3 separate regions of the Homo sapiens genome follow, and regions 1 and 3 are each linked to region 2. The links are chromatin loops, found by intact Hi-C in ENCODE. Cell type or tissue: chondrocyte. All regions are shown on one strand. Links, peaks and the distances in the headings refer to the core of each region. The heading gives the core; the rest is flanking DNA.

Evidence for each region. Hi-C counts contacts between places; a loop is a spot of excess contacts. Peaks named below come from ENCODE experiments on the same cell type or tissue, not always from the same donor. Only the 100,000 strongest peaks of a DNase experiment are listed, where the experiment ranks them.
Region 1: a loop joins it to region 2, with 2.8 times the contacts of the local background. A loop is called at or near these places in 5 of 110 quality-filtered maps.
Region 3: it touches region 2 in a loop (2.3-fold over the local background); 9 of 110 quality-filtered maps call a loop at or near these places.

The regions. Positions count from the first base shown.
Region 1 is chr18:80,193,672-80,202,047 of GRCh38, reverse strand. The region is part of intron 2 of PARD6G (par-6 family cell polarity regulator gamma); the gene reads left to right. Among named protein-coding and RNA genes, the nearest start is that of PARD6G, 50 kb to the left of the region's middle. In chondrocyte, for the core only: no CTCF peak of the experiment used is centred there; no DNase peak of the experiment used is centred there.
Region 2 is chr18:80,243,188-80,251,563 of GRCh38, reverse strand. PARD6G (par-6 family cell polarity regulator gamma) reads left to right here and starts at 4,050. Exons shown (of 3, transcript NM_032510.4): 1 at 4,050-4,287. The coding sequence starts at 4,216. RefSeq lists a silencer at 3,825-3,884 and enhancers at 4,911-5,410, 5,411-5,912. In chondrocyte, for the core only: a CTCF peak has its summit at 3,778; DNase peaks (open chromatin) are centred at 3,870 and 5,132.
Region 3 is chr18:80,167,585-80,175,960 of GRCh38, reverse strand. All of the region lies in intron 2 of PARD6G (par-6 family cell polarity regulator gamma), which reads left to right. It overlaps PARD6G-AS1 (PARD6G antisense RNA 1), which reads right to left. Exons shown (of 3, transcript NR_028340.1): 2 at 26-81. Among named protein-coding and RNA genes, the nearest start is that of PARD6G-AS1, 24 kb to the right of the region's middle. In chondrocyte, for the core only: a CTCF peak has its summit at 4,565 (motif pointing left); no DNase peak of the experiment used is centred there.

The DNA of each region.
Region 1 (8,376 bases), core at 1,981-6,980, 50 kb after region 2:
CCTCTCCTTTGGGCGGCCCCACGGTGCAGGTGGTGAACACTGACCACCTCAAGGAACCAAGCAGCCAGTGGTGACAGTTGCAAGGTGAGGTTGCAGTGTGCCCTGTCTGCCCTCATGGATCTGCTGCCAGAGTCTCTGGGACAGCTAGGAGAGGTTTCCCGGAGGAAAGGCTGAGCTGAGACTAGAGGAAGCAGCAGCAGGGTGCTGGGTGGGAGGCGGGCTGGGCGAGTTCTCAGACGAGGCCCTCCGCCTCCTTCACCCCAGCGTCCTGCTTTGCAAAACGAGGGTCCTCATAGTAACCCCCATCCAGTTTCTGTGAGGGTGATGCTGAGCAGCGTGCTGCCAGCTCCTCGTCCCTGCTCTGTAAATACTAGCTATGGCTGTTATTCCCATTTGTGGTGATGAAGGGAACGGCAGGAGACTCGTTGACCTCACTTCAGACAGATTCTCTGGCACAAGATCAGAACACTCTGCATCTGCAGTTCTCACTGGGCCTGGGTATCCTGCTGACGGTGCTGAGAAGTCAACACAGCTGTCACTTCCTCACAGTGGCCTGGGGGACGGGCTGAGCTTCAGCTTCCACATCAGTCCTTCGGGGTTGCTGGGGGCAAGGACCCTCGCTGTCTCTGCATGGCTCTGCACAGCCTCCAGCGTGCCACACCTCGGTCCTCTGTATGCTGCCCTCTGCAGTGGCTGCTTGCTGCTTGGCTGGTCCTGGAATGGAGGCCTGTGCCCCCTGCCCCCTGCCCTGGAACTCTCTACCCCTTCACATTGCCTGGGTGTCTGTATCTGTTCACAGGCTGCCTTCTCAGGAAGGCCTGGTCTCAGCTGCTTGATCTGATGAGCCCGTGTTCCCCTCTGCCTGTCGTCCTCTGTCCTCTTACTCGGCTTCCTCTGGGCTCTGTCCATTGCTCCCAGAGCTGGTTTGCCGTCTGTCTCCACCCGACCAGGAGCGTAGGGTGGGGGTGTGTTCCTGGCTGTGCCCCTGCCATCCCAGGTCACAGCATTTGCTCACATGGTGTGGGGTGAGCAATGGTGTGAAGAAGGTGTGTAAACTGCAGATGTGCGCACAGGCTTTGTTGCCCATCGTGCAGGAAACAAGTCTTTTTGTCCCGCTGACTGTGGAGCTGGGGTGAAGGCCAGCAGAAGGCACTGTGCCCTTTGGAGGTGGGCCCCAGGCGTCTTGGCACCCTCTACTGGGGATGCATCAAAGCTGGGCTGGGACCAGAAAGTGGGCTTGTGTGTTGCCCATGGGAACGTGCTAACCTCCAGCAGCAGCTCGGACACTCTGCCTCTTTCCAGCTTGCTGGCTGGGGCCCTGTGTTCAGTCTTCATCATTTATTTTTCCTTCTTCCTCTGCCCTCAGAGTAGTAGCCCAGTTTAACTAGCTGGCTCAGGGTTTCTCAGTCTCTCGTGGTTATAGCGTGAGCGTGTCGCCAGCAGCCCCTGCCTTCCTCTGTCATGTTACAGTGTGGAGCTAGGGAGACCTGAACTCAGACCCCACCTTCTCCCTGGCTTTGTGACACAAACACACGCCTCATCCCGCAGAGCTCTACCGTCCTCATCTGTGGCACGGGTGGTAGTGCCTGTCTCTGGGGTTGTTGTCAGAGCTTAACAGCGACATCTGCTGATGACAAGCCCTTCACTGGCCCCTCGGTCCTGTCTTTGGGAAAATCAGAGCTGCCTCTCGCTGTCCTCAGTGGATTTGACTGTAAAGATGACGACATTCCAGGTGGCAGTCAGGGGCAGTTGTTTCCGGTGCACAGTCAGGCACCCTCCCTGCATAGTAATCTGTGCTGATGTTTCATAATCTGTGTGTTTGCGTTTGGGGCAGAGCTGAGGCCCCTGAGAGGCAACACTCAATCCCACAGCCTTTTTACTGCAGCAGGGGTGTCGAGGGGTCAGTCACGGTCATGCTATTTTCAAGATTCTACTGCAGCCGTACCCACTGTGTCATTTACTTAATAACTTTCTGTACACGGACGTATTTTATTTAAATATATGTTAAGAGGGAATTTACTATCACAGAGGAAAAGTCAGCATTCTCCTAATACATGTTGGAATAAACCCACAATTATGTTTTAAAAAATTAATCTGTTGCTCAGCCAGGCATGGTGGCTCACGCCTGTAATCCCAGCACTTTGGGAGGCCGAGGCGGGTGGATCACTTGAGGTCAGGAGTTCGAGACAAGCCTGGCCAACATGGTGAAACCCTATCTCTACTAAAAAATATATAAATCATCCAGGTGTAGTGGCATGTGCCTGTAGTCCCAGCTACTCGTGAGGCTGAGGCAGGAGAAATCGCTTGAACCCAGGAGGCAGAGGTTGCAGTGAGCCAAGATTGCACCACTGCCCTCCAGCCTGGGTGACAGAGCGAAACTCCGTCTCAGAAAAAAAGAAAAATTAATCTGTTGCTTAAAATAATCTCTTCCTCCAAACCATACAAAGACACAGTGATAAACTACAGAACAGCATTCCTTTATGAATGTAGATGTAAAAACCCTTCAGCAAAATACTAGCACATGGAAAAATGCACCCACACAAAAAGTACACGAATGTTCATAGTAACATTATTCACAATATCCATAAGGCGAGAACAGCCCACGCGTCCATCAGCTGATAAATGGATAAAAAAGTGTGCGCATGTGCGTGTGTGTCTAGTCATGCAGTGGAATGTTATCGAGCCATGAAAAATGATGCGCTGACACATGCTACAGATGGATGAACCTCAGAAACCGTATGTTTAAGAGTGAGAGAAGCCGGACATAAAAGTTCCCATATTGTATGATGACTTTGGAAGTTGATTCTCATTATTCAAGGACTGTGTATTGATGAAATGTTGTGACCAGAGGCTAACAGGAACCTAACCCTGTGTCCCCCGGAAGCAATGGTTCTATGCTCAGTAATTCAGTGACCATGTCAACTTTAGAGAACAAACTACTACACGTGACAAGAATCCTCTGTAATGTGAAAAGTCCAGAATGGGCAAATCCATAGACTCATGGTTGCCAGGGGCTGAGAGGTGGGGAGAATTGGGAGGGAGGGGGTTTCTTTCTGGAGTGATAGAAATGTTCTAGAACTAGAGATTTGCATAAATACCAACAACCATTGAATTCTACACTTTAAATGGGTGAAGTTTATGTGAATTATTTCGGAATAAAGCTGTTAAAAATAGAAAGGACTGTCTACCTTACCAGGGCGGACAGGCTGATGATCAGACCCCTGGATCTGAGCCATGGCCCTGGGTAAGGTTTTCTGGGTTTATCTCCAGCCTTTATTTCCAAAATTCAGCCATTCTCCATATGTGAATACTTTGACTTTTTAATAAACATATTTGTTCAAAACTTTAAAAAAAAATCCTCTCTTCCCCTGGTAATAGGAAACTTCCTGTGCTTCTCTGAGAGGGCTCCAAGCCTGGTGAGTGCCCCAGGTGGGCACAGGAGTGTGGCATCCCCAGCTGTCTCCCTGTCCTCACTGGGAAGGCACTCAGCACAGCCCAATGGGACTAGCTGGGCCTGTCACTTTGTTACCAATAAAAATGAGATATTTTCATATCCTGTGGTAGTTGCATTCCAATATCCTAAATATCATTTACAGTAATCATTATTTAAAAACAACGGTACATATTGTTATTTAATGCATGAATAAGAAAAGTAATCTGTCACACATTTGTTTTACTATTCTGATAATTGTCTTCAAAATAATTTCCTCTATAATCCCCTGTGCTTTATTTTATGCCTTTAGGAACGTTATTTTGAGAAAGGTGTTCCCTAGCATCATCAGATTGCTAAAGGGCTCTCGGCTTATACCAGGTTAAGAGCCCCACTTGCAGAGAGGCTGCATTTGAGGCTCAGACGACAGGCCAGGAATGACTTGTTTTTCATTCTCCTGGGATGATCCGGACGTTCTCTCCGGACGTTCTCTCAACGACTACATGGCATTTGGGGGCAAAAGGACCCAGCCTTAGGCCTTCACTGCCTTTCTTCTTTATTTGCTAGGCTTCTGCTGCATCTGGCCAGGGACTGTGAAAAGCCATGGGCTTTTCCCTTGGACACATGACAGCTGTCTTTGCCCTTCTCTGTATCGCTGTGCCCATTTAAGTGAGAAGAACAGCAGTTACCAGAATGGATTGGCCACGATGAGAGGGTCTGGACTTGAGTCTGCGTATTTAGGTTGTAAATACAGAATGTGTTAAGTGTTAAGGACCCGCTTCTCTGTTCCCCTGCCTCCCCAAGGGTGCAGGAATGTTTTGGGAAGCTGGCCCTTGCCAGAGAATGCACAACCAAGTTGATACTTGGAGCATCTCTATTTTTAGCAGGATAAACAGGAAGTGCAAACAGTAACTTTTCCCTGCTTATCCATCAAATAAACTCTGCAAATGCTAGCATACCCTGCAGTGTGGTTACTCACCTCCAGGCACAGCCCAGGACTTGGTAGGGTGTCTTAGTAGCTCCTCCTCAGGAATATGAAGGCTTAATTACACCGAAAGATGTTCAGCACAGAGCACTCTGAACTCCTTACTTTTAAAGCTAACATCAGTATTGCCCGTTTGCGTATGGCTGTTCACTGTTCTTGGCATTCTGGGCATTCTTTTGGGTTCCTAGAATGAGGAGAACACAGTTGTAAACTATTTGATTTATCAGAATTTGCCCGATGGGGTGTATTTTGCTCTGATTTCACTTAAGTGAGTTACTAGAAAAAGGAAGGGGTATGGAATGATTGAGAATCTTGTTATGGACACTGGCAGGATTTTCAAGTATCAAGCATAGAAATCCTGCTTATAATTGTTTTTCTTGGATTCTTAGGGAAATAGCTAGAGGTATGTTTGGTTTTTAAATTGAGGGTTCACTGCTCATCAGGAAGCCCTCAGTTAAGCCGTCAGAATTCAATTTCTGCATTCCACGCCCCATTGTAGTCTCTTTCCTCGGACACCGCCTAGGGGCTTGAGGTTTTGTTTCTTGGGGGCAGGGAAGAGGTATATTTTTGCTGAATTAGCCTCACTGTGTCCATGTGCTTATGGGAACAGACAGAACGTGGGCTTTGCCCTCTGGGGTAGGAGGTTTTCCATGAGACATGTTTGCTGCTTTAATTGCCACAGATTCCTGGAAGTTTGTGTGTTTGGAGGATTTTCTTTTTTTTTTTTTTTTTTTTTTTTTTTAATAAAAGAAAAAAGTCTCCCACTCCACCGTGGGAATGTGGAGAAGATGAAATTCCTGCAGCCGCGTTCACGCTAGAGTAGGAGTGTGTTGAGGGAGGAGAAAATGTGCTGATGTAGCTTGTCAAAAAGAAACAGAGCCAGAGGCCCCCCTCCAGAAGAATCCAGGGTTGTCCTCCAGGGCGCCCACATGAAGCCGAGCCCTGCAGGCGCTGTGAGCAGCCGCCCTGCTCTCTGCCTTGATTCTCTTCCAATTGAGCCAATGGGAACAGAGAGGGAAACAGATGACTAACTTGTATTCTCCTGTAGTCCCAGCAAAACACCTTGTATGTAAATGGTGAGAGTTTATATTGCTTGGAGTCTGTGATTTTCTTACTTTTCTTAAATTTAAACCCATAATGTATTTATAATTTGGATTATCTTTAAAGACCTAACATATCATAAGCATATCCATCATTAAATTCTTCATAAAACTTTGTTGTTTTTAAAAAAGCTCTTCTGTTTAAAACATATTTGTAAAACAAGATTTGGATGACATGGAAGCAATCCCACCACCCCGAGGCAATGACTTTTGCATTTTGGCAGAATCATTCCAGGCCTCTCACTGTAGACGTGGTTAGTTGGACGTAGTTTTACACAAACAGGGTCATAATATACATGGCATAGCAATTATTTTAACCTACCACCATATTTTTTGTCTTTTTGTAGATGTATGTAGACATACATCAATGGTGGACATATCAGTTACACAGCTCTAACAAAGTATAACCAAGTCCTTATTAATTGTTATTTAAATTGTTACAATTTTATTATAAACTATGTTGTATATTTTAAAATACTTGTCAGGTTCTGTCTTTAAGGGAAACTGGTAGAAATGTTCTTGCTGGGTTAAAAGGTATGAGTATTTTGAACTAAAATATATATATTGCCAGGGGACCACTCTTTTGCAGGGCTCTAGAGTAACGTTTGAATTGGTTCTTTTTTACTTTAAAAAAAAAAAGTTTACTTTTTTTTTTCTTGAGATGGAGTCTCGCTCTGTTGCCCAGGCTGGAGTGCACTGGTGCCATCTCAGCTCACTGACACGGCCACCTCCCAGGTTCAAGCGATTCTCCTGCCTCAGCCTCCTGAGTAGCTGGGACTACAGGCACGCGCCACCACGCCTGGCTGATTTTTTTGTATTTTTAGTAGAGACAGGGTTTCACCATTTTGGCCAGTCTGGAACTCCTGACCTCAGGTGATCCGTCCACCTCAGCCTCCCAAAGTGCTGAGATTATGGAGCCATCGCACCTGGTCAGAAAAAAAAAGAAAAAAAAATGTGTGTATATATATATATATATATATATATGTATCTTTGAAGACTCTTATTGTGTGGGACAGGAACTCCTGATCTTTGAATTTTCCCTCTTGAATGCTGCAGTGAAGGCCGGCAAGGGTCTGGCCTGAGGTGCAGGGGGAGGCTGCTTTCCTGCCGGAATAGCACCGAGGGGGGCCAGGTACATGGCTGCCCACCCTGGGAACAGGGATTCCCGCCTGCTCCAAGCACCTGGCATTTTGTATTCATGGACGCTCCTGTCAGCCTGGCCTCGGTGGATGAGGAGCTGCAGGTCTGCAGAGTTCAAGTCTAGCAAAAAGGATGCTGCCCGTGAGCAGATTGTACCTGTCAGTTGGCCAGAGTGTTGTGTGGTAAAAATGGCCATGTCATTGTTTCTGTCATGTCAGAGTGGCTTGTGTGATGATTAACACATTTGTGTGGGTGCAGTTTGATGGAACTGAGGCCAAGCGTGGAGGCACAGGTTGGGGCTTTCTTTTCATATTAGGCCAATGATCATCTCGAGCTCAAGTGATTCGTCCAAGGTGGGACTCTGGCTGGCAGAGCTGGTTTCCTGTCCCCTCCTCCTCCTGCCGTTTTATTCCCCAGCCACACAGTGAGACGCAACAGTGGCGCTGCTGTTCTCTAGCAGTCGGCCCAGGAGGGTTGTCTCTAGTCATATCTCTGCTGCAGCACAGCCATCCCCTCGGAGGGGCTCACTTGAGCCCCTGGTCTCCTCATGCTGACACCTCACACGCAGGTTTCTCTGTTCCCATGGGTATCATTTCCCCCCTCAGTTATGTCCATCTCTTTCCTAGTTCACATCCTTTACTTCCTAAAATTCACCTCTGTTACCATTGTTACTTCAGGAACCCTTAGAAATAATTCCCCACGTGGCCTAGGATCCTCCTGCACTAGTATTTTGGAGCCAGGATTATGAAATATGCAAAGTCCAGAGCTCACCCCTACCCCACGGAACTAAGATCTCGGGGGGGTGAATGTCCATAGCTCATGCACGTTGACGTTTATGAACCTCTGCCTGAGAACATTTAGAATGTTCTCAGAAACACGTAATGTTCTACTGCTAACCAAGGATTTCTAAAATTATCGTGTGACTCTCACAATAAACCAAGTTGTATAAGTTTCCTCCTTTTATACATGATGACACTGAGGCTTCAAGAAAGGTCAAACATTGTGAATAAGTTCTCAGCTAAAGTTTGAAATTTAGTTCATGTATCCATGAGTTAGGGCCCATTTGGCACCTTTATTTACGTAGAGGATGCAGAGGTAGCGACAGGCACGCACCTCACACTAATGAATTCACATTTCGCTTGCTTGTGCTCAGCACCGAGGATGGATTGAGTGGCGCTGTCACATTAAGGCCGTGTTGTTTTCTGTGGCCAGGAGGATCCCTGTTCAATATACACTAATGAAAAGTAGCTCGTTGTAGAAATTGTATACCTATATTAGTTTGGAGTCCAGAGACATAAAAATTTCCACTGTGAACTTTTTTCTTTTCCAGAAACGTAAGCAAGATTTGGATTTCCTCTTGCACAGCAGTTTCTTTTCCTGTTTTTGCCCCATATCTCTGTACTTTCCATCCCCTCCTGTTGGAAAATGATTCAGCCTGGAGGTCACCATGTGCAGCACATCCCACCTGTACTCAGGCTTCCAGAAATCCCGACTGTTTTTGTGGCACTTGACACACACAGGCAGAGTTGGGGTGAGAGGTGCTGTTGGAGTTGGAGCCGTTTACTCCTCATGATGGTGTGTGGCAGGGATGCTGGGCATTCCCGCCTTCCTGCCAGTACTTCCTGCCAGCACTCCTCAGCAGTTCCACTCGGAGCCACATGCTGGGTGGAGCAAAGTGTCAACACCAAGACATTAACCAGTATCAAATATTAATGACTTAC
Region 2 (8,376 bases), core at 1,875-6,874:
CTCGGAAGGCGGAGGTTTCAGTGGGCCAAGATCGCGCCATTGCACCCCAGCCTGGGCAACAAGAATGAAACTCCATCTCAAAAATGAAAATTTTTAAAAAAGGCAGAAGAGGCCTCTTTGAGCAGGGGAAGAGTAAAGGGTAAAAAGAAGGGATGCCTTTATATGAGAATCAGGTGATAATGAGGCATAACTACTCTGCCATTTCCTTATTTCAATCGAATATCAGTTCTTTGCCTGCCTCATCCGAAAATATATTAGAATGCATTGCAAATGCAACAGCCTGCTGGTTCAAATATTACAGCGATGCTTTCCTATTACCCAACGAAATTATCTTAGAGAATGTTTTCTTAGAACATATACATCAGCAACAAATGTTCAATCATAAAAGAGCCTGCTCTCATCATAAAAGAGCCTGCTCTCATCATAAAAGAACCTGCTCTCATCTTTTTTTCAACAGGGTCTCACTCTGCTATGCCCTGGAGTGCAGTGGCATGATCACAGCTCACCACACACTCGACCTTCCAGTCTCAAGAAATCCTCCCACCTCAGCCTCCCCAGTCTCAAACAATCTGCCCCTCTTGGCCTTCCAAAGTGCTAGGATTACAGGCATGAGCCACTGCAGAGGGGCCTTCCAAAGTGCTAGGATTACAGGCATGAGCCACTGCAGAGGGGCCTTCCAAAGTGCTAGGATTACAGGCTTGAGCTACTGCACCCAGTCAAGGAATACATTTTACTGGGTCCACAACATACTTCCTTTTTGCTCCTGATGGTTCAGTTATTAGATGGGTTCTTAGAAGCCGTGATTTGAGGAAGATTTAACCCCTACCCATTCCTATTTTCTCTCTCATTTTCTGTCTGAAACAAGTCAGCCTCTCAGAGGCTCCCATGACCCCCAGTTGTGTGAAAAGGCAGGCTATCAGGCCAGGATCTGAGGAGTCTTTTCTCTCTCTCCTTTCTTTTCTCTTTCTTTCTTCTTTTCCTTTTCCTCCCCCACTCCCTTCTTTTTGCTTAGATGAGGTCTCTCTCTGTCACCCAGGCTGGAGTGCAGTGGCACAATCATAGCCCACTGCAGCCTCGACCTCCTGGGCTCAAGCAATTCTCCCACCTTGGCCGCCTGAGTAGCTGGGACTATAGGTGTGTCCCACCATGCCCAGCTAATTTTTTTTTTTTTTTGGAGAGACAGGGTTTCACCATGTTGCCTAGGCTAGTCTCAAACTCCTGGCCTCAAGCAATCCTCCAGCCTCAGCCTCCCAGTGTGTTGGGATTACAGGTGTGAGCCACTGTGTCTGGTAGGAGAGGGCTTTTGTTTTTTCCAATCTGGCTGCTGTACTGTGTAAAAGCCTTTCCAGCTGAAGGCTCAGTTAATTTTTTTTTGGTCTATACCCGCCTGAACCTAGAGCTCAAAGCCCTAGCAAATCCAGTTCAAGTCTCAGCTGGAAACTCAAGCTCCACACGCAACAGCAAGCTTTCCCAGCCTTTCCTCCTGCTTTTGCCTGCAGATCATGCCAATCAAGAACTGTGGAGCAACAGATGATTAAGATAAAGGAGCAGCACCTCTCAAACTTCAGTGTGGACATGAATCACCTGGGGATCTTGTTCAAGTGCGGATTCTGATTCAGTGGGTCTGGGTGGGGTATTGCTAACAAGTGCCAGGTGGAGCAGATTTTGGGCCTTACACCACACTCTGAGCCACAGGCATTGACAAAGTGATCTCACTCTCATCAACCTGGTCCAGAGCCAAGTCTAGGGCTACTTGAAATTCCGTAGCCTTCCAGCCTTTCCTTTAAAAGGCGTCTTCCCACTCCAAAGCCCCGAGCTTACTGGGTGGACCCCACTCCCACCTTCATTGCCTACAGTGCTGTTCATTCCTCCACATACTCCTTTGTCCCTGCATTTCTTAAAATGTGACAGTTGGAGCTCCTCCCTCAGGATATTACTGAGCCTCTTCTAACCACAAAACAATGTTGCCCACTGTAATGGGCAACTTGCAGTCAGCATTGAGCCTGTGACTTTTCTCAAATCCAAAGATTTGCATTCAGTTTAGGAAATTTCCCTTGAAAGAATGGCAGCACCTCTGTCCACAGTCTGCTTGCCAAGTGTGTGTCTCTTGGCATTTTTTGTTTGCTTGCTTACTTACTGCGCACGTGCCTTGTTTTGGAACTCTGTTTACATATCCGGTCCTCTGGCCAGCCTAGCATTTCTCTAAAGGGCAGTGATTATAACTCAGTGGCTTTGTAATGGTACTCCCTGGCACTAAGTCCCAGCATATAACAGGGTAAATACTTAGCAAAAATAAAGGAAAATCAGATTTCTATGAAAGTAATTTGTGTTAAAGGCTTTAGAGGTGTGTAGTTTGTGGCCTAGTAGTTCTAATTTTAGAAGTCCATTTAAAACATTGAATATAAGCAAATTTTTAAAACAGTGTGATATAAAAGCTTAACAGTGGAAACATCTTAAATATCCAACAATAATGAAATGATTATAAATTATGCCTATATTCATATAAGCACCTTTTAGAAAACATCTTCTCTAAGAACATTTAATAAAACCGTTCTGGCCGAGTATAGTGGCTCACATCTGGGAGGCAGAGGTGGAAGCATTGCTTGAGGCCAGGAGTTTGAGACAAGCCTGGACAACATAAAGAGACCCCCATCTTTACAAAAAACAAAAATAAAAATAAAATTAGTCTGTGTGGTGGCACAAATCTGTGGTCCTCAAGAGGCTGAGGTGGAAGGATTGCTTGAGCCAAGGAGTTTGAGGCTGCAGTGAGCTGTGATTATGGCATTGCACTACAACATGGGCGACATAGCAAGATCCTGTTTTTAGAAGAAGAAAAAGTTCATTATATAGCACAAGGTGAAAAGTGCAAGTTGTAAAACGAGATAAACAGCATGGTCACAACTTTGTAAAATATACAAATATATATGCAGAAAAATAAGTGAAAATAAAATACACCAAAGGTTAATACAGTTGATTGCTGAGTAGCATGACTACAGGTAATTTTTACAGGTTTTTTCACTTCTTTATATTCTGCAGGTTTCTTTTGCAATGAATGTATGGTGAGATTTATAATTATATGGCTTGTAGATTACAATTCATAGTATACTTCAAAATGATTTTTTAAAAACTGTCTTGTCTTCTGAACTTCATCACAAATTCCTCAAGGGCAAGGATTGTATCTTTGGTTTCAGCAAGCCCGTTTCAGAGGCCTCTTGATTGGTAAATATTCATTGATGCTGCTAGTAATTGATTCTTTGTCTTAACAGGTTCTCTTTTTCTAGCTGCCTTAGAAAAAGTCTCCTTTCGCATCAGGCAGGTGCTTCTGATCCTCTCCCTAGAGATAGGCTATCTAATAAAGCCCTCTAAGCCTTTATTTTTATTTTTTATTTTTTGAGACGGAGTCTCGCTCTGCCTCCCGGGCTGGAGTACAGTGATGCGATCTCGGCTCACTGCAGCCTCCGCCTCCCGGGTTCAAGCGATTCTCCTGTCTCAGCCTCCCCATTAGCTGGGATTACAGGCACCCCCCCCACCACACCCGGCTAATTTTGTATTTTTAGTAGAGATAGTGTTTCACCGTATTGGCCAGGCTGCTCTAAGCCTATTTGATAAAACCCTTCTCCCAGGCCATCAGCAACTTGACAATTAGTACTGACAGGTGATGCCTTTTGGGATCAGGTCTCCAGTGGTTCTCGTTAGCATTCTTCACTTGAATATTACCCAAAACAATGGCAAAAATCAACCCCTATCCTAGGTTGCTCGGTGGAGGCAATCAAAACGAGACGCCTTGGGCTGGCCGCGATGCTCCTTTCCCCAGGCTCTGGGATTGTGGACAGGAGGGCGCGCACCCACTGGCGATCCGACGCGGAGCTGCAGCGTGGGGGCGTGGTGTGGCGGGTCCTCCGGAGCGCGGGGCGGGGCTGTGGGCGGGGATATGGGCGGGTCCTCCGGGGCTCGGGGGCGGGGCGGGGCGCGGGCGCGGGCGCCGGGAGGTGGGGCGGCGCGCGCCGGCGTCCCCCGCGCTCCTCCCGCGCGCGGCCCCTGGAGTCCCTGAGGCGCGCGGCCAGCCCAGCTCGGGCCCGCAGCACCGGGAGCAGCCCGCCGGCCAAGCGAGCGCGGGCCGGGGCCGGGGCCGGGGCCTGGGGGCGCCGCCCCCGGGAGTCTTTCTGCGGCCCCTGAGGAGCGAGGGCGACGGCGAGGCTGACCGGGGCCGAAACCATGAACCGAAGTTTTCACAAGTCTCAGACCTTGCGATTCTACGATTGCAGCGCAGTGGAAGTCAAGAGCAAGGTAAGCCCCCCGCCCGCCCCGGCGGCCCTGCGCCCAGTCTCCTGGCTAATGAATGGGGCGCCCCGCGGAGGGGGACTGGGGCGGCGTGGAGGCGACAGGCGCCGGCGACAACTTTCCAGTTCGGGCGCCGCGCGCCGCTCCGCGGGACGCGCACTGGGGACCCCGGCCGTCCTTCCCGCCCCCCGCGCGGACACAAAGCCCGGCAGCCGCGGCGCTCAGAGGGCCGAGGGCCATCGGACAGTCCGGGCAGACTCTGGACCCGCTCCGCGGGAGCTGCTCTTTTGTTCCACGAGTGAGAGGCGATCGGGGCGCGCCACACATTGGAGGGGAGGGCGGCCTTTCCGGGGCGAGTTGAGGGCCAGGGGCTGCTCGGATTCGGGGCCGTGGGGGGGCTCTGGGGGCCCGGGCCGTGGGATGGCCCTGGCCAAGGCGCCTTCAAGGCTGCAAAGGAGGCTTGTTACCTGCCAGGAGGAGACTTGCCGCCGGCTCCGAGCCCGGCGTCCCCCACCCGCTCGGTACCAAACATCTAGGCACCAGGCGCGCTCCCCCGCGCAGACCCAGAGCACGCACCCGGCTCTCCCCCGGCCCAGACCCAGACCACGCCTCCCCGGGCGCGTCCCCGGGCCAGACACCCCACCCCACCCCCACGGGCGCGCCCCCACCCCAGACTCCCCCACCTCCGGACGCGCCCCCGCCCCAGACCCAGCCCACTCCCCCGGGCGCGCCCCCGGCTCAGACCCAGACCCCTCCCGAGCGCGCCCCCGGATCAGACCCGTACCCAGACCACCCCCACGGGCGTGCCCGGCCCCTCCCGCTGCCTGCGCCCGGGCGGAGCGTGCCCGAACTTGCGGGTCGCGATGCGCGTCTGGGTAATTGGCTGGTAGGATCTGGCGCTTCTGCCCTTTGCGGGGGTGGTTCCTTCGCCGCAGATGCTATTGTTTGTGAGGGTCTCCTTGGTGGACCCCGCGGGCTGAGGAGGTGCTGCAGTTGTTCGGGGTCCTGCGGGAGGGGGCCCCTCGAGTCTTTCGCTGGCTACTCTCTGGGAGTTGAGCGGCCCTTTCGCCCTTTCTTTCTTCGCACCCCGGTTCTCAGAGTTGTGGGAAAGGCTCCTAACGGCGGAGTGGGAGCCCGCACCCCTAACTGTGTGCCTATCTTGGGCGCAGGGCGGGTGTTCCCTCCCCTGTCTCTGGGGAGGCAAGTCCAACAGCCCCCTCTCGCTGTGCTGCTCTGACCTTTGGAGTAGGATTTCCAGGGTGTCTGCAGAGGATTGAGGCGGGGAGGTGTCCCAGCAACAGCATGGCCGCCTCTCCAGCCTGCTACAGTGAGTTGCAGGATCCTTCTCTGCTTAGGGGTACACGGTCTTTTAATGAATCCCTCATTTATCATAAGATCCTGTCCTTACCCTTGCCCCATGACCTCGGCCCCACACCCATCTTCTCTGGAGCACAGAAGTGCCCCCAGCTCCCCCAAATCAAGTGTGCCAGCTGTGGGTTAGGTGAGGGGAAGAGCCCACAAGCATGGGCGGGAGGTTTCTTTAGCTCAGTGGGAACACAGCTCTCTGGAGCTGCACTATCTAGTACAGTAGACAATAAGCACGTGTGGTATGTAATCTTATTTAACTTTTTATTTTGAGATTATTGTACATTCACAAGTAGCTGTGAGAGAATATAGAGGTCTGTGTTCTCAGCCTCTGAGCCTTTGCTCAGCCTCCCTGATGGTGGCATCTCGTGTGACTAGCACACTGTCGTATCCTGGACACAGACCTTAGCGGGTCTCAGCAGCGTGACACACTCATTCGTGTACGCCTAGGTCTGTGCGGTGGTGTGACCACCAACACAATCAAGGTGCAGAGCAGTTTTCCCCTTTCATCCTAGGATCCTTCCTGCTGCCCTTCACAGCAGCTGTTTAACCAGGGAGGACTGGTTGGTTAACATGAGCGTTAAAGACTCACTTCTGTGCTCATTTGCCCTCTGCAGAGGGTGGCTGCCTCCTCACACACATAGCTCCAGAGAATCAGAGGCCTCAACCAGGCACAGGGTAGGTCTGGAGGACATGCCCTCACCAGGCCTCATCCTGCAGTCCTGGGCTGCTGGCACTACAGAGGCTGCCTCTGCCTTCCCTGGGGTGTCAGCCTGCCTGCTTCTGCCAGCTCCACTTGGCAAAGAAGGGGTGCTGCCTTACACCCCAAGCATGGATTCAAGTTCAGATGCAGCAGATGCTTGTCTGGAGGTGAGTGGCAGCGCCAGAGTTTTGGTTGAACTGGGGTGTCCTTGGAAGGGCCACACTGACCTGGGCCTTACTGGACTTGCTGTTGTGCCCTCCCCACCGTGATGGGGCTGAACTTGCTGCTTGTCCAGAGGGTCCGTGTGGCTCTTCCTTCTGTGCACAGCTTCCCACTTACCCACTTTATGGTTAATATTTGTTACTGTAGCATCTATCTCCATAGGGAGCCGCTGTTGTCAAAATAACAGCAAAGCCTTATGACAACCTCAATGTAGCACCATAACACCATGGTTTGGTTTGTGGGGAAAATGGCGTCTGGGGAGCTGAGTCCAGCCTGGGTTCTGCCACCTACTGCATTTGTGAGCTTTTGGGCAAGTCATTTAACTTTTCCAAGCATCGGTTATTTCATCTGTAAAATGGGCATGATACCTTTTCTGCTTACCTATCAAGATGAAATGCATTGAATACAAGAGCGCTTTGAGTTAAATACTGCAGGTCAGAATTCTTTGGCATTTTAAGATATTGGGTTGGAAAACTGCCTTAGGTTCTCTCAGAATTTTTGTCATTCACCATTTGCCACAGATGGTCAGTCCCCAGTGCTTAGGGACAGGACCCTGGTGTGTGTGCGCGAGGGGCCATATGGTCTTGATCTTGACCTGGTGGCTTTTCCTCATTTTGCAGCCCTTATACTTCTCCAAACATTTTTACCTGAATTCCAGTGATTCATCTGTTCCTCACCAAACCAGCTGCAGTATGTACTTCCAATTCCCTAGTTCTGTTCATGGGACCACCCTTTTCCCACTTAGCTTCGACTTTGGCCTCTCCTTCCACAGGACCTGCCGTGGGGAGGGAGGAGCTACGCAGAGGGTTAGGGTGTTTCACGTGGAGGAGAGCAAGAGTCCTTGGCCACCTTAGAATGCAGCGGAAAAGCCAGTGCTGGGATCGGAAGGGGTTTACAGGGGGCGGTAAATGGAGATGAATTTTCATATGAGGAGAAGACAGCAAGCAACACGGTGCCACTACGAACTTAGCAACGCCTTTACCTACGTCAGTATTGCGTCAATTCCACTGTCGTCCGCATGAGCTTGAAAAATCCAGAGAAACACAGCTCATCCCCGCTCCCAGCAGTGTGCTCAGCCCAGAGCCCCGAGTTCCTTCAGACGTGAGCGTAGATGGCCCGCTGCTCATGCCCTCGGCCCACGCTTTCTTTGGCCTGTGTTTCCCTAGTTTGTGGCTTCCCCTACCTGAAATGCTTTCTCTGAGAATCTGCCCTATCCTGAGGACCTTCTTAGACAGCTCCCTCTTCTACAAAGTCATTCTGGATGCCTGTGCCAGAACAAACTTTCTCTGTCCGACCCCTTCTTGGTGTTTCTGGTCATCTTATTGGCACTTGTCATGATGCTGGTGCCACAGTTATGTTCGGCACAGATTGTCTGTCGTGTTAATTATATCTGAGGGAGAAGGTTTTCATCCCATTTGTGCTTCCTGATTAAATAATGATGGGGCTTTTTTGGATTCTAAGCTAACACAGTGTCATCGTAGGAAATTTAGAAACCACAGCCAAGCACAAAGAAGGGCCAACACCATTGGTAGCTCTCCTGTCCAAAGGTGAGCCACTGTTAAATGTTGCCTCTGGCCTTCCGGTCTTTTGTGTGCCTGTATGATGCACGCATTCTTGTGTTACAGAATTTGGGTCAAATAGGCATGTCATGGTGTAGCCGGCTTCCCCTCTAACTTATCATGTATTGCGAGTGTTTTTTCATGTCAGTAATATTTTTAGACAACAGAAAAGACTGCATCATATTCCTGCTCATGTCTAAACCATGACTAACCAGTATCTTAAGTTAACCCCAATTTTTTCCACAG
Region 3 (8,376 bases), core at 1,480-6,479, 75 kb after region 2:
GCATGACATCCCAGCAGGCACTCACCTCCAATGTGACTGGAGCTGGTGGACATTTGGAGTTTTTGGATTTAGAGGTACCACCTGCAGAATTTCAGAGAAACAAGCCTGAGGGTGTCTCTCAGAAAACATAACACAAAACACAGCAGTCGTGCATCCAGGAAGTGGCCACCCCAGCTGCTCAGTGGCGGGTCTGTGTGGTTGTTCGCTGTGGTGTTTTTTTGTGATGGTGAACATTTGGCAAAAGCCCAAACACCTAATGTCCCTGCGGTGGTGGAACGAGGGTTGTGCCCTGACAGAGAACGTGACTCAGATACACTCAGCAAGAGAACAATTACGGAACAGTGTGCGTAGTGCACTGAATCGATACGTCACCCCAGGTTCTGATGTCGAAGTCCTAGCCCTCAGTCTGACTGTATCTGGAGACAGTGTCTTTAGGGGGTGATGAAGGTTAAATAAGATCGTAAGGACGAAGCCCTGACCTAATCAGACTGTGTCGTAAGCAGAGGAGGAGGCACCAGAGATCTCGGTCTCCCTGCCACGTGGGGATACAGGAAGAAGGCAGCTGTCTGTAAGCCGGGAAGAGAGCCCTCCCCAGAAACTGTTACAAGCCGGACCTTGATATGGGACTTTCCAGCCTCCAGAACTGTTAGAAATAAATGTGCATAGTTTAAGCTGCACCATCTGTGGTATTTTGTTATGGCCGCTGGAGCTAAGACACACATTATGTTCACACTTCTGCAGCAAAACAATTATTAAAGTGTTATGTGTTTCCCATCTAGCATGTGTTAGTTGCACTAAATAGTCTGGGGAAGTGTGTACTAGACTGTTAGGAAGAAGGATTATGGGGCATTTTCTTTCTGCTTTGTTTAATCCATTTTCTCCAGTCTGTTTAGTCTTCTGATCCCAGCCTGGCCTCTGTTGGGTGCTCTCCCTGAGCATTGGTTAGGAATGAACAGACAAATGCATGAGAGATCATGTTTTTTTACAATGGACATTTTTTTTTTTATTTTTTGAGATGGAGTCTGGCTCTGTCGCCCAGGCTGGAGTGCAGTGGTACAATCTCGGCTCACTCTCCGCCTCCCGGGTTCACGCCATTCTCCTGCCTCAGCCTCTCGAGTAGCTGGGACTACAGGCGCCCGCCACCAAGCCCGGCTAATTTTTTGTATTTTTAGTAGAGACGGGGTTTCACCGTGTTAGCCAGGATGGTCTCGATCTCCTGACCTCGTGATCCGCCCGCCTCGGCCTCCCAAAGTGCTGGGATTACAGGCGTGAGCCACCGCACCCAGCCTACAATGAACATTTTTTACTTTGGCAAAGGGGCATGGGTTTTGGGAGGTTATCCTCCTGCATCACCCAGTGCTGGAGTCGGAGCTCCTGGATAATGCTGTTACCCCTGAGTGTGAACTAAATGTGGGCTGCATCCATGAGTCTTTTCTCAGTGCACTGAGTTCTTCCAGGTGGACATAGTGGAAAACGTGATTAAAAGCACTTGTGGGCAGGTGCGGTGGTTCATGCCTGTAATCCCAGCACTTTGGGAGGCTGAGGTGAGAGGATTGCTTGAGCCCAGGAGTTGTCGATCACCCTGCTGTCACCTAGCGGCCTCCAGCCTCAGTTCCCCTCTCTGTCAAAGGAAGTCGTCATTGGCCTCAAGGTCTGGGAAGACCAAGGAGGAAATAGGTGGGAAGGTTTTATGGAGCCTCTGGGACTTTCCTGAGGAGGTGGGAGTTCAGCCTCCACGTCAGCCCTTGGTTCGTGGACCTGGAGAGGATACAGGGCCTGGAAAGAACAGGCTTGGCTGTGAACTTGCTGCAGCACAAAAGGTGAGGGCTCTAGGCACAGCCTTGGGGTTTTACAGGAGCCCTGTGGAGTGAGGGTGGTACATCCCATTTTATAGATGTCAACACTGGGCTCAGCACTGGTCCAGGCAGTGGGCGGTGGCTCTGGGATAGGGCAAAGCTTCCCTAACTCTACAGACTGAATGCCTTTCCCTGTATCCTGAAGCCACAAAGCCAAGGCAATTCGGGCATTAGTGACCTGTTGTGACCTGGAAACTGCCCCAGGACTAATAACTCAGTGGCTTCTGTGAGGCAGTAGCCATGCGCTTTGAAGGAGGCTGAGCAAACTTGCTGGGGAGCAGCTCCAGAGCCACCTCCAGCTGAGACACCATTTCCTTTTGGCAGAGAAAAGTGTGTCTGGGTTCGCTTTATTTTTACTTTGAGGGGTTTTTAGGAAAGAGCCATTGTTTGAAGAAATTCATTTAACAGAAAAAAGCATCAGTGTTTGCCTTCTTCCCCTTCCCAGGTGGGGTCTCCCCAGGGTTTGCCCCCTTTTTTTTTTAGATGAAGTCTTGCTCTGACACCTAGATTGGAGTGCAGTGGCACAATCTCGGCTCACTGCAACCTCCGCCTCCTGGGTTCAAGCGATTTTCCTCCCTCAGCCTCCCGAGTAGCTGGGATTACAGGCGCTCGCCACCATGCCTGGCTAATTTTTGCATTTTTAGTAGAGATGAGGTCTCACCATGTTGGCCGAGCTGCTCTCAAACGCCTGACCTCAAATGATCCACTCACTTCGGCCTCCCAAAGTTCTGGGATTACAGACGTGAGCCACCGTGCACGGCCGCGTTTGCCCCTTTCCAAGCAGGTTGGGTTGGTATCCAGCTGTGACCCCTGCCCTTGTAGTTCTGAGTCTTGTCTTTGTCCTCCACGACAAACTTTTTCCATAGCCCCAAGCAACGTGCTTCCTAGTGTGCATCACATGCTCATGATGTTGGGAACCTAGTGGCTGAACATGGTGGTACTTAATTTCTTAATAAGGACTTTCTACATTGGGTAGTTGGTTTGTTCATTTTTACATCATGCTGGTTCCAGACAACTAATAATGCCTGATATTCAGGGCTCACTTCTCCAAGGCCGATGGAAATGTTCTCATAAGCCTGGGTCCAAGCATATGGTGACATTTATGTTTCTGGTTTTTTGTGTGCTTGTTTTTACCAGAGCAACAGATAATGTTATTTGCTACTTTACTTAGAATGGCACAGGGATGTGACTTCGCATTAGGCAATGATTTCTTAAATATAACAACAAAAGCACAAGCAAAAAAGAAAAATTAGATAAATTGGACTTCATCAAAATTAAAACCTGCTGTACGTCAATGGACGCTATTGAGAAAACAGAACCCCTCACAAAATGGACAAAAGCATTTGTAAGTCATGTTTCTTAGAAGAGACTCTTATTCGGAATATGTAAAGAATACTCACGTCAATAGAAAAGACAACCCAGCTGGGCATGGTGGTGCATGTCTGTAATCCCAGCACTTTGGGAGAACGAGGCAGGCAGATCACTTGAGGTCAGGAGTTCAAGACCAGCCTGGCCAACCTGGCAAAACCGTCTCTGCTAAAAATGCAAAAATTAGCCAGGCACGGTAGTGGGCACCTGTAATTCCAACTACTTGGGAGGTTGAGGCACTCAGCCTCAGAAATGGCCTGAGCCTGGGAGGCAGAGGTTGCAGTGAGCTGAGATCACCTCACTGCATTCCAGCTCGGGCAACAGACTGAAACTCTGTCTCAAAAAAAAAAAAAAAAAGACATACAACCCAACCCAGTTGAAAATGGGCAAAGGATCTGAATAGACATCTCTCCAAAAAAGATATTCAAGTGGCCAATAAGCACATGAAAAGATGCTTAGCATCACCAGTCATCAGGGAAATGCAAACCACAGTGAGACACCGCTTCACACCCACTGTGATGGCTGATAATGACAGACAGAAACAAGTATTGTCAAGAATGTGGAGAAATCGTAACCCTCAGAACTGCTGGGGGGAATAGAAAATGTTTCAACCGCTGTAGAAAACAGTCTGGCAGTTCCTCAAACAGTTAGACATATGAGCAGTAATTCCACCCCTAGGTGTATATCCAGCAGAAGGGAAAACGTGTCCACACAAAAACTTGGTTCTGCGTCTCTGGAAAGCCCAGACTGAACATCCAAACCAAAAGAGAAACACGCTATCGTTCTTCCCCCTTTTCAAATGAACATTTGATATAACACGTATCAGATGTACATAAGTGTTCACAACAGCATTATTCACAATAGCCCGAAACTAGAAACAACCCAAATTAAATTAATGGATGAATAAATGTGGTATATCAACACAATGGAATACTGAACTCCTTATACAATGTGGATGACCTTGAACACATGATGCTAAGTGAAAGAAAGCCAGACACAGGCCACGTGTTGTAAGATTCCATTTATATGAAGTGTCCAGGGCAGGAAAATCCACAGAGACAGAAAGTAGATTAATGGGTGTGGGGCTGAGGAGAGGAAGGCATTGGGAGAAACGGACTTTTTCTTTTAGGGTGATGGAAATGTGCTGTAATTAGCGGTAATGGTTCCACTCTATTGTGAACACGCTAAAGCTACTGAGTTGTACACTTTAAAATGGTTAATTTTATGTTATGTAAATTTTCTCTCAAAAATTTTAAACAAAATGCACAGGGAACGAGCGTGGGCCGGTGATGCCGGCAACCGGGTGCCTGTTGCTGCGCTGCTGTGGCGCCCCCTGCTGGCTGCCCGTGAATTCGGGGAGGGATGGGGCCTGGATGCGCCGGTGTCTCCTGCTTTCTGTTCCGGAGACTTCCCAGGAGGGTGGAGACCCCCACCCAGAGTGACTTCCCAAAAGGCAGCACTACCCGACGAGGGACGCCACAGGAGGAGGACTTGGAGGGAGGGCAGTGGGCACGGTAGAGTCTTCTTTCCTGAGGCGACCCCAGCTTGTTGGACGAGGCACAGCAAATGCTGACTATAGTAATAGAAGAGTGAGTTATGGCTTCAGGGATTTTTTTAATTATTACTTTTACTTCCAGTTTTTCTATAGTGAGTACAGATTACTTGGGGTGGTATTTTTAATAGAGAGAAATAATAGAGAACCAGGACCAACATGAGGTGTTTCTTAAATACTTCCAATGAAAATTTAAGCTCAAGTCTGCTCATTCCTTTCCCGTCTCTCCTCCTGGGTCAGGGCCAGGAATAGCCTCCTCTCCTTGCCTGCAGCCTTCCCCAGCAAAACTGGGGAAAGGGTGTTGGCAGAACATTCCAGAGGCAAGTGCACAGATTGGACCTGGCTACACTTGAGTCCACTGAGTCCAGAAACAGGACCCTAAAGTAAGTTAATAATTATGCACCATAGGGTTCCCTTTTCCCCACATCTGTGGAAATAAAATGTTGCTTAAAGTTCCAGAAAACACTTCTTAGATGGAAACTAGGACTTAGTGTGTGGTGTTTTCGTTGGTTGAGGCTGCCCCTCACTGCAAGGGTGCAGGGCCCACTGGGCAGCGCTGTGTCTGTTGCTCAGGCCCTGGCCTCTGGCACACGCCCTGCAGGCTGCCTGTTGCAGTGCACACAGGTCCTGGGGCAGGCACCATCACCTACTTCATCAGAATGTGCTGGTCGCCTCCAACTATCAACCTGGGTGTCCTTGGTGACTGACAGCCGACAGTCCTGCTCTTGGTGGAAAATAGATTTGCTCTGGCAGATGGGGGTAGACGGTGATCTTGAGCTGTTCTGTGCTGGGGATCGTGGCCAGGTAAGCCTGGAAGAATCCCCTGAGGATGCATGCTGTAGACCAAGCCTGTGGAGGATGCCACAAGGAGACAGGTCTTGGGGTTTGAAGACAGAGTTTTCTGGAAAAGATAAAACTGCCAAGGAGTTCTGAGACTAGTCAGTACACAACAGGTTTTGTTTTTCACCTTATGTGGCAGGCTTTTTAAATGTTGACATTTATGTTGTCTTTTAAAATGAAATATTGTTCTGGCATGTGTTTTGACCCAGTGGTGTAGTTCTTCTGCGGTATTTTTGTATGTGTCTACATGCTGTTTAATTATGGGGAAGGAATTTGGTCTTAACCACCCTTGGATAAGCGGGGACCGGACGAGGCCCTAATAGGCCGTGCTCATCTGGCAGCTGAAGTCTCCGACGTGGTGTGTCCTGATGCCGTCATCGAGGGACGGAGACGTGCTCTCCCTTCCGGCTTCTTCCCTCCTTCCTTCCTTCCTTTACTAATTTCTTACCATTTAAGCTGGCAGCTGCTTTGCCCGTGAGCAGGTGAGGCCATGGCGTTTGGCCTGGGCAATTCACCAGGGGACCATGGCGGCTCACAGCAGGGTGACTCGCAGCCACTCATCTCCTGAAATCAAGTGTGGCGGATGCGTGAGCTCTGAATCCCCTCTCCATGGTGACCTAAAACCGAGTCATTGATCCTGAGAGGGAAAGAAAGAAGCTGTATCTCTCACTTTAGGTAATGAAGTTGAATCGGAAGCAGTGAAGCGAGCGGTTTGAGAACAAGGAACACTGTGAGCCAGGAAACTCGGAAGATCAGGAATTGGGGTGGGAGTGGCTGTGAAGAGGACCCCACACTCTGGCGCCCGAGGGCACCATCTCCCGTCCAGGCCAGATGTATCAGATTCTGAAGAAAAAGCAGAGGGGCCGCTGAGGGGGTGTCTGTGTCCTGGTGGAGCGCCTTGAGGCAGAGGGTTCCCCGCAATTCTGAGTCCTTCTGCAGCCCTGTGCTGCCAAGGGAGGCAAAGCAGTGCTGCCATGCCTAAATTTCAGCATCTGTCTGGTGCTTCCCTTGTTGAGCGCTCGCAGGAATCAAATGCAATGTTGAGCGTGGGCCTGGTGCGTTCTCCAAATGCCCATGAGTTGTCATTACTTCTGCAGCTGCCACCATGAAGACGACTGGGCACCCCAGGCGTCTGGCCAGGCTGGTAGGGAGGTGTGGGCAGAGGGCGTGTCTCGGGACCGTGGCTACCTCCACCCCGGTGCAAGCTCTCAGGCATGCACAGCCACCTTCCTGAGTGACCGGAGCGTGAAGGCGACGCCTTCCTGTTTCTCTCCCTTCCCCAGAGTGCAGTTGGACAGGCTCCATCCGAGAGAAGGACCCTGGAAACCTTTGGAAGAGGCACCTTCAGCAGTTCCCACCCTTCCTCGCCAGAGAGTCAGGATAGTTTTAATAAATCAGGTCAAGCCCTTATGTAACAGAAGGGGTTATTTGTAAGAAAATATTTCTTAGAAAATCTTTAGTTTGAAAACTTGTAACCGTGAGAGCTTCATAGGACCAGACTTCAATTTCCCCTCTTGTTACGGATACTTCAAAATAGAAATGGAAGAAGAAAATATAATTTAATTTGACGGCTGGGTGTGGTGGTTCACATCTGTAATCCCAGCTACTCAGGAGGCTGAAGCATGAGAATTGCTGGGAGGTGGAGGCTGTAGTGAGCCGAGATTGTGCCATTGCACTCCAGCCTGGGTGACAGAGCGAGACTGTCTCCAAAAAAAAAAAAGTTTATACATATACATACACACACACACACACACACACACACACACACACAAACATAATTTGACTGAAAACAGGATATGGGGAGAGAGGGTGGTTAGACAGTTGCCTAAAAAATGTGACTCCTTGAATTGTTTACTTTGTGGAAAATACCAGATTTAACATATTGCTTGAAAAAGAAGCAGTGACAATTTTTTTCTTGTAAAAAGGTATTTTAGAAATCAAAGTTGGAATTTTAGAAATGGGGTATTCTTTAAAACAAATTTTATTTCTAAGAAAGTTTGGAATTTTTCACTAATGAAGTCCATATGCAAGGGTTCATATTTAAAGAGATGGAGAAACGGATTGTTGTCTGAAATTCAGTCACCTCGTCCCCATACCACCGCAGCTGCATGCGGGCAGTACTTCCTGCACCTCCCACTGCAGACAGGCTGAGGTTGTGTGTTCTCTCACCTGAGCTGCAGCTCACTGGAAGCAGGCGGGGTGGTTGGCACCAAACGCACCCTGGGCCCTTGGATGCTGGGGAGGGGGTTCAGGGTGCAGACCACGGCCGGCCCATCTCTTCAAGAGTTCAGGAAGAACCAGAGTCGCATGCACTTGCTGGCCCTCCTCCAAGTGGGGTGTCGGCCCGTTTCCTCCACGGAGCCACTGGCTCTTTTGCCCCCTGCCTATGAACGTGTTCATCTTTCAGCTTACACAGCCATTTGACAGTGGTAGACATTACTTAGCTCATCAACCTCCTGTCATTCAGAATTAGTTTATGAACCCATGGCATCAACCTCACCTGAGTGTCCTTGAGCTGCACCCCAGGCCCAGGGGTTCAGAACCTGCCTTTGTACAGGGTGGTCTGTGTGCCTGCTGCTGAGAGGTGCTGCACCATGAGGGGATACACTCCCTGCTGCTCAGAAATCCCCTGGGCGTTCATCTTAGGCCATGTTCCCATGGTCGTCCTCCCTACGTGGCTCAGAGCATCAGAGACGCTGGGGGAGGAAGAGAGGACAGGCCTGGGTACATCTCATGGCCCCAGCTCCACCCTCTGCAGCG